Linked DNA regions of Homo sapiens: region 2 is linked to region 1. A link is an interaction called in ENCODE POLR2A ChIA-PET data of the cell type or tissue named here. Cell type or tissue: GM12878. All regions are shown on one strand. Links, peaks and the distances in the headings refer to the core of each region. The heading gives the core; the rest is flanking DNA. Region 1 overlaps ALDH6A1 (aldehyde dehydrogenase 6 family member A1). Region 2 holds the start of PNMA1 (PNMA family member 1).

Region 1 (4,388 bases), core at 242-4,241:
TCCCTGGAGCAACTATGCTTCTTGCTAAGTTGCTCCAGGATTCTGGTGCCCCTGATGGAACATTAAACATCATCCATGGACAGCATGAAGGTAACTGCCCTTATGCATATGGCTACTTAATCTGGCTACCAAAAAATCAAGGTGTTGAGTGATGGTTGGATGTTTTAGGATAAGGAACCTACTTGTAAGGAGGAAAGGATTTACTCATTTTAACCTCCATGTTTGTTGATGATTTTGCCATCTTTGTGCGCCAAGGTAACTGATTGGGGAATAGCAGTGCTTGTTGCCCTACAGTATATATTGGGACACTAGAAATATGGATTAGGGCTAGACACAGATAAGATTAAAAAGAAACTTTTTTCTTCAGTGTGAAGAGAATACATGAGGGTATTTAATTCAGAGAATTTGCAGATCTCAGAGATACTGAAGGCCTTCTAATTCATGTAATAATAGCTAATACTTAAATAGTGCTTCTGTGTTTCAGGCACCGTTCCTAGTGCTTTTTATCTATTAATCTTTATAATCACCCTTTGAGGTAGGTATTATTTTTCCATTTTGCAGAAGAGAAAAATGAGACATAGTGAAATTAATTAGCCCAAAGTCACAGTGCTAGAAAAAGCCAGGATGTGTATACCCATCCAGGAAGGCTGACTCTGATTTTTGCTTTTAAAAACTACACTATATTACCTCTTACATGAGAACACAATAGTGTCTGAGTGTCCCAGTACATAGTCACCATTGAGGAAATATTGTTATTCTTTTTTTTGAGATGGAGTCTCCCTCTGTCGCCCAGACTGGAGAGCAGTGGTGCGATCTCGGCTCACTCTACCCGCTGCCTCCCAGGTTCAAGCAATTTTCCTGCCTCTGCCTCTTAAATAGCTGGGATTACAGGCATGCGCCACCGTGCCCCACTAATTTTGTTATTTTTAGTACAGATGGGGTTTCACCATGTTGGCCAGGCTAGTCTCAAACTCCTGACCTCAGGTGATCCACCCGCCTCGGCCTCCCAAAGTGCTGGGATTACAGGTGTGAGCCACTGTGCCTTGCCTATTGTTATTCTTAAAGGACAAAAAAGAAGGGTTCAGTATTCAAAGGCTGTTATTTTGGAGGAAAATAGGAGTTGCAGCCTTCAAAGTTAGATTAAGGCTGGGTGCAGTGGCACATACCTGTGATCCCAGCACTTTGGGAGGTGAAGGCAGGCGGATCACTTGAGCCCAGGAGTTCGAGACCAGCCTGGGCCATGTGGCGAAACCCCCGTCTCTACAAAAAAAATACAAAAATTAGCCAGGAATGGTGGCATGTGCAGGTAGTCCCATGAGGTGGGAAGACAGCTTGAGCCTGGCAAACAGAGGTTGCAGTGAGCCAAGACTGTACCACTGTACTCTAGCCTAGGTGAAACAGTGAGACCCTGTCTCAAAAAAAAAAAAAAAAAAAGGTTAGATTAGAAGTAGAAATTCTGGAATAGCAAATGAGAAAAATCATGAAAGGAAAGAGACTAAATAGAATTTATTTTTATATTTTTTATTGTTTTGAGATGGAGTTTTGCTCTTGTTGCCCAGGCTGAGGCGCAATGGCACAATCTCGGCTCGCTGCAACCTCTGCCTCCCGGGTTCAAGCAATTCTCCTGCCTCAGACTCCCAAGTAGCTGGGATTACAGGTGCCCACCACCACATTTGGCTAATTTTTTTGTATTTTTAGTAGAGACAGGGTTTCACCATATTGGCTAGGAAGGTCTCGAACTCCTGACCTCAGGTGATCCACCTGCCTCGGCCTCCCAAAGTGCTGGAATTACAGGCATGCGCCACCGTGTCCAGCCGGCTAAATAGAATTTAAAAGAAACAAGGAGAGAACTTCACAATGAGAATCCAGTACAGAAAAACACAGGCCTGATGCAGTGGCTCACACCTGTAATCCCAGCATTTTGGGAGGCCAAGGCGAGTGGATCACGAGGTCAGGAGTTCAAGACCAGCCTGGCCAAGATTGTGAAACCCCGTGTCTACTAAAAATACAAAAATTAGGCAGGCATGGTGGTGGGTGCCTATAATCCCAGCTGCTTGGGAGGCTGAGGCAGAGAATTGCTTGAACCTGGGAGGCGGAGGTTGCAGTGAGCCGAAATTGTGCCACTGCACTCCAGCCTGGGCAACAGAGCGAGACTCCGTCTCAAAAAAAAAAAAAAAAAAAAAGAAAAAGTAAAAGAAAAACACAGGAAAACTTCAAATCCATAGCAGTGGGGAAAGGGGAAATTTGCCATGTTGAGAATCCATTTGCTCCTTTGTGAGTGATCATTTATTTTCTTCTTAAAGCTGTAAATTTTATTTGCGATCATCCGGACATCAAAGCAATCAGCTTTGTGGGATCCAACAAGGCAGGAGAGTATATCTTCGAGAGAGGATCAAGACATGGCAAGAGGGTTCAAGCCAATATGGTGACTTCTTATTCCTTTTTTCTCCAATCTTTGTTCTATATATGAAAATTACCTAGGAACAGACCTTCAGCAGAGAGGCCACTCATCCCACTCCAATGTCAGTGTTTCTTTCTTTTTTTTGAGACAGAGTCTCTCTGTCACCAAGCTGGAGTGCAGTGGCATGATCTCGGCTCACTGCAACCTCTGCCTCCCGGGTTCAAGCGATTCTCCTGCCTCAGCCTCCCGAGTAGCTGGGAATACAAGCACATGCCACAGCGCCCGGCTAATTTTTCTATTTTTTTTCAGTAGAGACAGGGTTTCACCATGTTGGCCAGGATGGTTTCGATCTCCTGACCTCATGATCTGCCCGCCTCGGCCTCCCAAAGTGCTGGGATTACAGGCGTAAGCCTTACCATATCCTCCTGAATGTCTTCTCTTTAATCATGAACCTTTTGAGGAGTTTCATTCTAAGTCACGTTAATCACTTTTTTTCTTTTTTTTTGAGACAGAGTCTTACTCTGTCACCCAGGCTAGAGTGCAGTGGTGCCATCTCAGCTCACTGCAACCTCCACCTCCCAGGTTCTAACAATTCTCATGCCTCAGCCTCCTGAGTAGCTGGGATTACAGGTGCCTACCACCACACCCAGCTAATTTTTGTATTTTAAGTAGAGACAGGGTTTCTTGGCCAAGCTGGTCTTGAACTCCTGACCTCAAGTGATCCACCCACCTCAGCCTCCCAAAGTGCTGGGATTACAGGCATGAGCCACCATGCCTGGCCTCTTTCTTGAAATTCTACATCAAGAGGTCTACTTTCTGTTTTGCCTTTCAGCTGGTTACTGGCATTATTGCTGTAAGGCTGTAAGTTCTTTTTTTTTTTTTTTTTAACATTGCTCTTCATATAACTAAAAAACCCAGCAGACAACAAATTCCTGTTTTTTGTTTGTTTGTTTGTTTTGAGACAGGGGTCTCACTCTGTCACCCAGTCTGGAGTACAATGGTGTGATCTTGGCTCACTGCAACCTCCGCCTCCCAGGATCAAGTGGTCCCCCTACCTCAGCTTCCCAAGTAGCTGGGACCACAGACTGGTGCCATTATGCCTGGCTAATTTTTTGTATTTTTTGTAGAGATGGTGTTTCACTATGTTGCCTAGGCTGGTCTTGAACTCCTGACCTCAAGTTATCCTTCTCACCTCAGCCTTCCAAAGTGCTGGGATTACAGGCATTAGCCACCACACCTGGTCCACTGCTTAATTTCTTAGCTTAGTTGTATTTGGCCAAGGAAGACTCATGTGCTTTCTGCATTTTTTTTTAGGGAGCCAAGAACCATGGGGTAGTCATGCCAGATGCCAATAAGGAAAATACCCTGAACCAGCTGGTTGGGGCAGCATTTGGAGCTGCTGGTCAGCGCTGCATGGCTCTTTCAACAGCAGTCCTTGTGGGAGAAGCCAAGAAGTGGCTGCCAGAGCTGGTGGAGCATGCCAAAAACCTGAGAGTCAATGCAGGTAATCAATCACCTGACTTGCCCCCTTAGATTTTGCATCTGTGGCATTAAGCTCTTGGGTTCTGTCACTGGCCTTGGCCAGTGGGAACAATCATGTCTATTCTTGCCATTTCCTCTCTTTATACTGTACTTGTCATTTGGAGTCATCTTGTTAGCAGTCTTTTTTTTTAAAGCACAGGCTGTCTGTTACCCAAGCTGGAGTGCAGTGGCACCATCCTAGCTCATGGCAGCCTCAAACTGTTGGGCTCAAGTGATCCTCCTGCCTCAGCCTCCTGAGCAGCTTGGACCACAGGTGCGGGCCACCACCTGGCTAATTTTTTTATTTTTTGTAAATATGAAGTCTCACTTTGTTGCCCAGGCTGGTCTGGAACTCCTGGGCTCAAGCAGTCCTCCTGCCTTGGCCTCCTAAAGCTTTGGGATTACAGGCATGAGCCCTGGCAGCAGTCATAATTTATGTTAATGAGGACCTTAAATTCTTCTGTGT
Region 2 (4,388 bases), core at 187-4,186, 360 kb after region 1:
TGTAAGTGCGCCTTGTCTTGCTTGCAGGGAGATTACTCGACATTTTTGAACCATAAGGATTCTCTTTTAGCAGCCTATTGTCAATGATGCCAGCCAGGAAAAGGAAAATAATACACTAATGTTTGCCTGGCTAAAAGATGACTCAGTAGACACAGACAGATTTTTACAAAATTTTAGACAAGAAAAAGTCTAAACTCAGTGTCTCACACAAATACACAGAAATGGCGCACTCCGACATTTTGGCTTCATTGGGATGAAATATGCAGGGTGCACAGTGTGGTCAGGGGCAACGGGAAGCCAGGGTTCTGAGGAGAGTATTTTCACGTGCAGGGTGGACTGGCTGAGCAACCCGAGTAGACAAGTCCACCATGAGGGATGCATTTCCAACAATATCATCTTAAATCCACTCCAGGATTGGGTTATTATTTTTAAAACACGGTGCTTAGTAGTAGTTGTTTACTGTTAAAATGCTAAATTATGAAAAAGGAAATGCGCCATCAGAGAAACAAATGCCCGAGCCCCTCGCTGGCTCCACGGCAACCGCTCGACCCCCGCGAGCCGCCGGAGCAGGCGTGCCTCGCGCCGGCTGGGACACCGTTGCCATGGAGACGCCCGAGCAGCTCCGCCGCGGGGGCGGGACGGGGCGGGGCGGGGCGGACGCCGCTCGCCGGCTGGCCCCATCCTCCACTGCAGCAGTAACGTCGCGGCGGGTTGCGGGTAGGACTGGACGCCAGAGCAGCCGCGCAGCGCCTGAACCGCTGCGGGCCGCCGCGGCCGCCCCTTCCCACCCTCGCCTCTGCTGTCTCCAGCCTCGCTTCTCCGACTTTCCTGCTCCTCTGCTGCCTTCGTTTCTGGTCCTCGGCCGTCCTCGCCGCCCGCCCAGAGGAGTCCCCGCGCCCGCCAAGAAGCCGCTTTCCGCTGGCCCGCAGCCGCCGCGACTTCGGCACAGTTTCTCCCTCTGGCTAGTCTCCCAAACGGCCGCTCCTCGCCCGCGGGAAGACCAGGCTGCGACCGCGAACGCCCGATCCTCTCCAGGAGCCGCAGCGAGCGCCCGGCGGCCACGCCCCGCGACCACACCCCGGCGGCTCTCGGCCCAGCGCGCCTGCCTTCGCCGCCCGCCGTCGCTCCTCGCCCGCTGCACGACGACGCGACGCCCCTGCTGCAGGCGGCGGACCCGACCGGACCCAGACCCAGACGCAAGATGGCGACGGCCGCGTGACTGCCTCAGCGTCCCCGAGCTCGGCTCCGAGTGCACCTACGGACTGACTGTGGGGGCAGAGAAGGGCGAGATCAGGACTCTGTCTTTGTTAATCGTGACTGCATGAAGGTCGCCTCCCTCGGGCCTACTTGGTGGGAGTGTCTGGTATTGTTCTAAGGCCAGGAGCACGGTGAGCCACAGTCTGTTGGTAGAATTTGGCGTCTTGATAGTTGAGAAAATGGCGATGACACTGTTGGAAGACTGGTGCCGGGGGATGGATGTGAACTCCCAGAGAGCTCTGTTAGTCTGGGGCATCCCAGTGAACTGTGATGAGGCTGAAATCGAAGAGACCCTCCAGGCTGCGATGCCCCAGGTCTCCTACCGAATGCTTGGGAGAATGTTCTGGAGGGAAGAAAATGCGAAAGCAGCCTTATTAGAGCTCACTGGCGCTGTAGATTACGCCGCGATCCCCAGGGAGATGCCGGGCAAAGGAGGGGTCTGGAAAGTGTTATTTAAGCCCCCAACTTCTGATGCTGAATTTTTAGAAAGATTGCACCTCTTCCTAGCTAGAGAGGGGTGGACCGTGCAAGATGTTGCCCGTGTCCTTGGGTTTCAGAACCCTACTCCGACCCCGGGCCCAGAGATGCCAGCAGAGATGCTAAACTATATTTTGGATAATGTTATTCAGCCTCTTGTTGAGTCCATATGGTACAAGAGGCTGACACTTTTCTCGGGGAGGGACATCCCAGGGCCTGGAGAGGAAACCTTTGATCCCTGGCTGGAGCACACTAATGAGGTCCTAGAGGAGTGGCAGGTGTCCGATGTAGAAAAGAGGCGGCGGTTGATGGAGAGTCTTAGAGGCCCCGCCGCTGATGTTATTCGCATCCTTAAGTCCAACAACCCCGCGATAACCACTGCCGAATGCCTGAAGGCGCTTGAGCAGGTGTTTGGGAGCGTTGAGAGCTCTAGGGATGCCCAGATCAAATTTCTGAACACTTATCAGAACCCGGGAGAAAAATTGTCTGCTTATGTCATTCGTCTGGAGCCTCTGCTACAGAAGGTGGTAGAGAAGGGGGCCATTGATAAAGATAATGTGAACCAGGCCCGCCTAGAGCAGGTCATTGCCGGGGCCAACCACAGCGGGGCCATCCGAAGGCAGCTGTGGCTTACCGGGGCTGGGGAAGGGCCAGCCCCAAACCTCTTTCAGTTGCTGGTGCAGATCCGTGAGGAGGAAGCCAAGGAGGAGGAGGAGGAGGCTGAGGCCACCCTTCTGCAGTTAGGCCTGGAAGGGCACTTCTGAGTGCCAGGAAAGGCAGCTTTAGTGCAGACCTAGATCACAGCTACTTTTCTTGTCCCTGTGGGGTCTTACAGATGTGTCTCTGAGTAGTAAAGGCTTAGCCTTGTTCTGTTTTGTTGTTTTTTGGAGGGGAAGGTTAGTCAGGCCTGAGTATTCATGTAACATTCTAAAATTGTGCCAGCGAGCACCGTGAACGACTGCAATGCAAGCGGGTCTTGCTGGCTAAAATGCCAGGTAAAGGGTTGGTTGGACACAGCGCTTAGTGCACGCTGTCATCATGGACATCATAATCAGTTGTGAAAAACACGCGAACCTATGACACTTCTTATTCCACACTGAATGTGAAATTGCATGTTCAGATGTTTACTACGAGGCCTGGCTCACAGGAAGTGTTCAGTAAAAGTATGCACTGTTAGATTACTGATAACGCGGATAGATTTTTGTTTACCATAAATTGTTCCAGATTTATATTAATGGAAGGAAGTGTGCATTTATTAGCTATTACTCAACTTTACAATGCAAACATCTTATTTCTCATCTTTAAACATGTCGACCAGTTTAATTGAAAAGTATTCTGAGACTGCAAAATGGGGTGTTAAAAAATACTGCAGTTACGGAGCTGTGTAAACCAGTTTCTCATTGCATAAGATACAGATGTAAATTGCATGGAGAGGTTGATATGCACCTGTACAGTAATTCACTCCCCCATTTCACATCTTTGTCAGAGAATAGTTCTTGTTCATACTGAGTGTTCTAAATTTGAAGTTATATATACAAATTAAAATATTTTAAAAATTCTGTTGTCTTCTCATTTTTCTGGCATGTATAAACATTTTTAGCCTAAGTAAACTGTCCTTTTTTCTTATGAAGACTTTGTCATTAAATCAAACCATTTATTTTAAGCTTTGTATGATACTATGTGAATTTAAATGGCAGGTCCTTTTTTTCCTTCCCCTCTTGCTGTCATCTTAACAGTTTTTTGTTTTGTTTTTTAATTTTTAAAATTTTTTATTTTTATCGGGCAGAGAGGGTCTTGCTCTGTTGCCCAGCCTGGAGTGCAATGGAGCGATCTCGGCTCACTGCAACCTCTGCCTCCCGGGTTCAAGTGATTCTCCTGCTTCAGCCTCCTGAGTAGCTGGGATTACAGACATGCGCCACCACGCCTAGCTAATTTTGTATTTTTTTAGTAGAGACGGGTTTCACCATGTTGGTCAGGCTGGTCTGGAACTCCTCACCTCAAGTGATCCACCCACCTCGGCCTCCCAAAGTGCTGGGATTACAGGCGTGAGCCACCTCGCCGTCTCTACTAAAAATACAAAAATTAGCCGGGTGTGGTGGTGCGTGCCTGTAATTCCCGCTACTTGGGAAGCTGAGTCAGGAGAATCGCTTTGGGAGGCGGAAGTTGCAGTGAGCCGAGATTGCGCCATTGCACTGCAGCCTGGGCAACAGAGTGAGACTCCATCTCAAAAAAAAAAAAAAAAAAATTTAGATACCAGATTTGGCTCACACTTGTAATCCCAGCACTTAGGGAGGATTGCCTGAAGCCAAGATTTTGAGACCAGCTTGGGCAACATAGACCCAATCTCCACCCAAACTTTTAAAAATTAGCCAGGCATGGTGGCACACGCCTGTGGTCCCAGCACTAAGGTGGCCACCCAGCGGCTAAGGTGGGACATCGCTTGAGCTCAGCAGGTTGAGGCTGCAGTAAGCCATGATCGTCCCACCGCACTCCAGCCTGGTGATAGAGTGAGACCCTGTTTCTCAAAAAATTTTTTTTTAGAAAATCTTGAAATGGGGTTCAGGAGGTTATCTGGCAGTGTTTTTCTCTTAAGATCACTTTTCAGCTAAACATTTTGTTTCACTGAAGAAATAGCTATAATTCATCACACCTGT

The links. ChIA-PET counts read pairs that join two places held together with the same protein. Peaks named below come from ENCODE experiments on the same cell type or tissue, not always from the same donor. Only the 100,000 strongest peaks of a DNase experiment are listed, where the experiment ranks them.
Region 2: POLR2A ChIA-PET joins it to region 1 with 6 read pairs; 2 of 35 experiments call an interaction of 5 or more read pairs at or near these places.

Annotation. Positions count from the first base shown.
Region 1 is chr14:74,066,897-74,071,284 of GRCh38, reverse strand. ALDH6A1 (aldehyde dehydrogenase 6 family member A1) reads left to right here. Exons shown (of 12, transcript NM_005589.4): 6 at 1-90; 7 at 2,304-2,425; 8 at 3,716-3,905. It also overlaps a transcript of BBOF1 not described here. Among named protein-coding and RNA genes, the nearest start is that of ALDH6A1, 15 kb to the left of the region's middle. In GM12878, for the core only: no CTCF peak of the experiment used is centred there; no DNase peak of the experiment used is centred there.
Region 2 is chr14:73,710,688-73,715,075 of GRCh38, reverse strand. PNMA1 (PNMA family member 1) reads left to right here and starts at 692. Exons shown (of 1, transcript NM_006029.5): 1 at 692-3,293. The coding sequence starts at 1,437. The coding sequence ends at 2,498. RefSeq lists enhancers at 227-296, 1,237-1,296 and silencers at 517-796, 977-1,146. In GM12878, for the core only: no CTCF peak of the experiment used is centred there; no DNase peak of the experiment used is centred there; H3K4me3 peaks cover 2,937 bases; H3K27ac peaks cover 2,082 bases.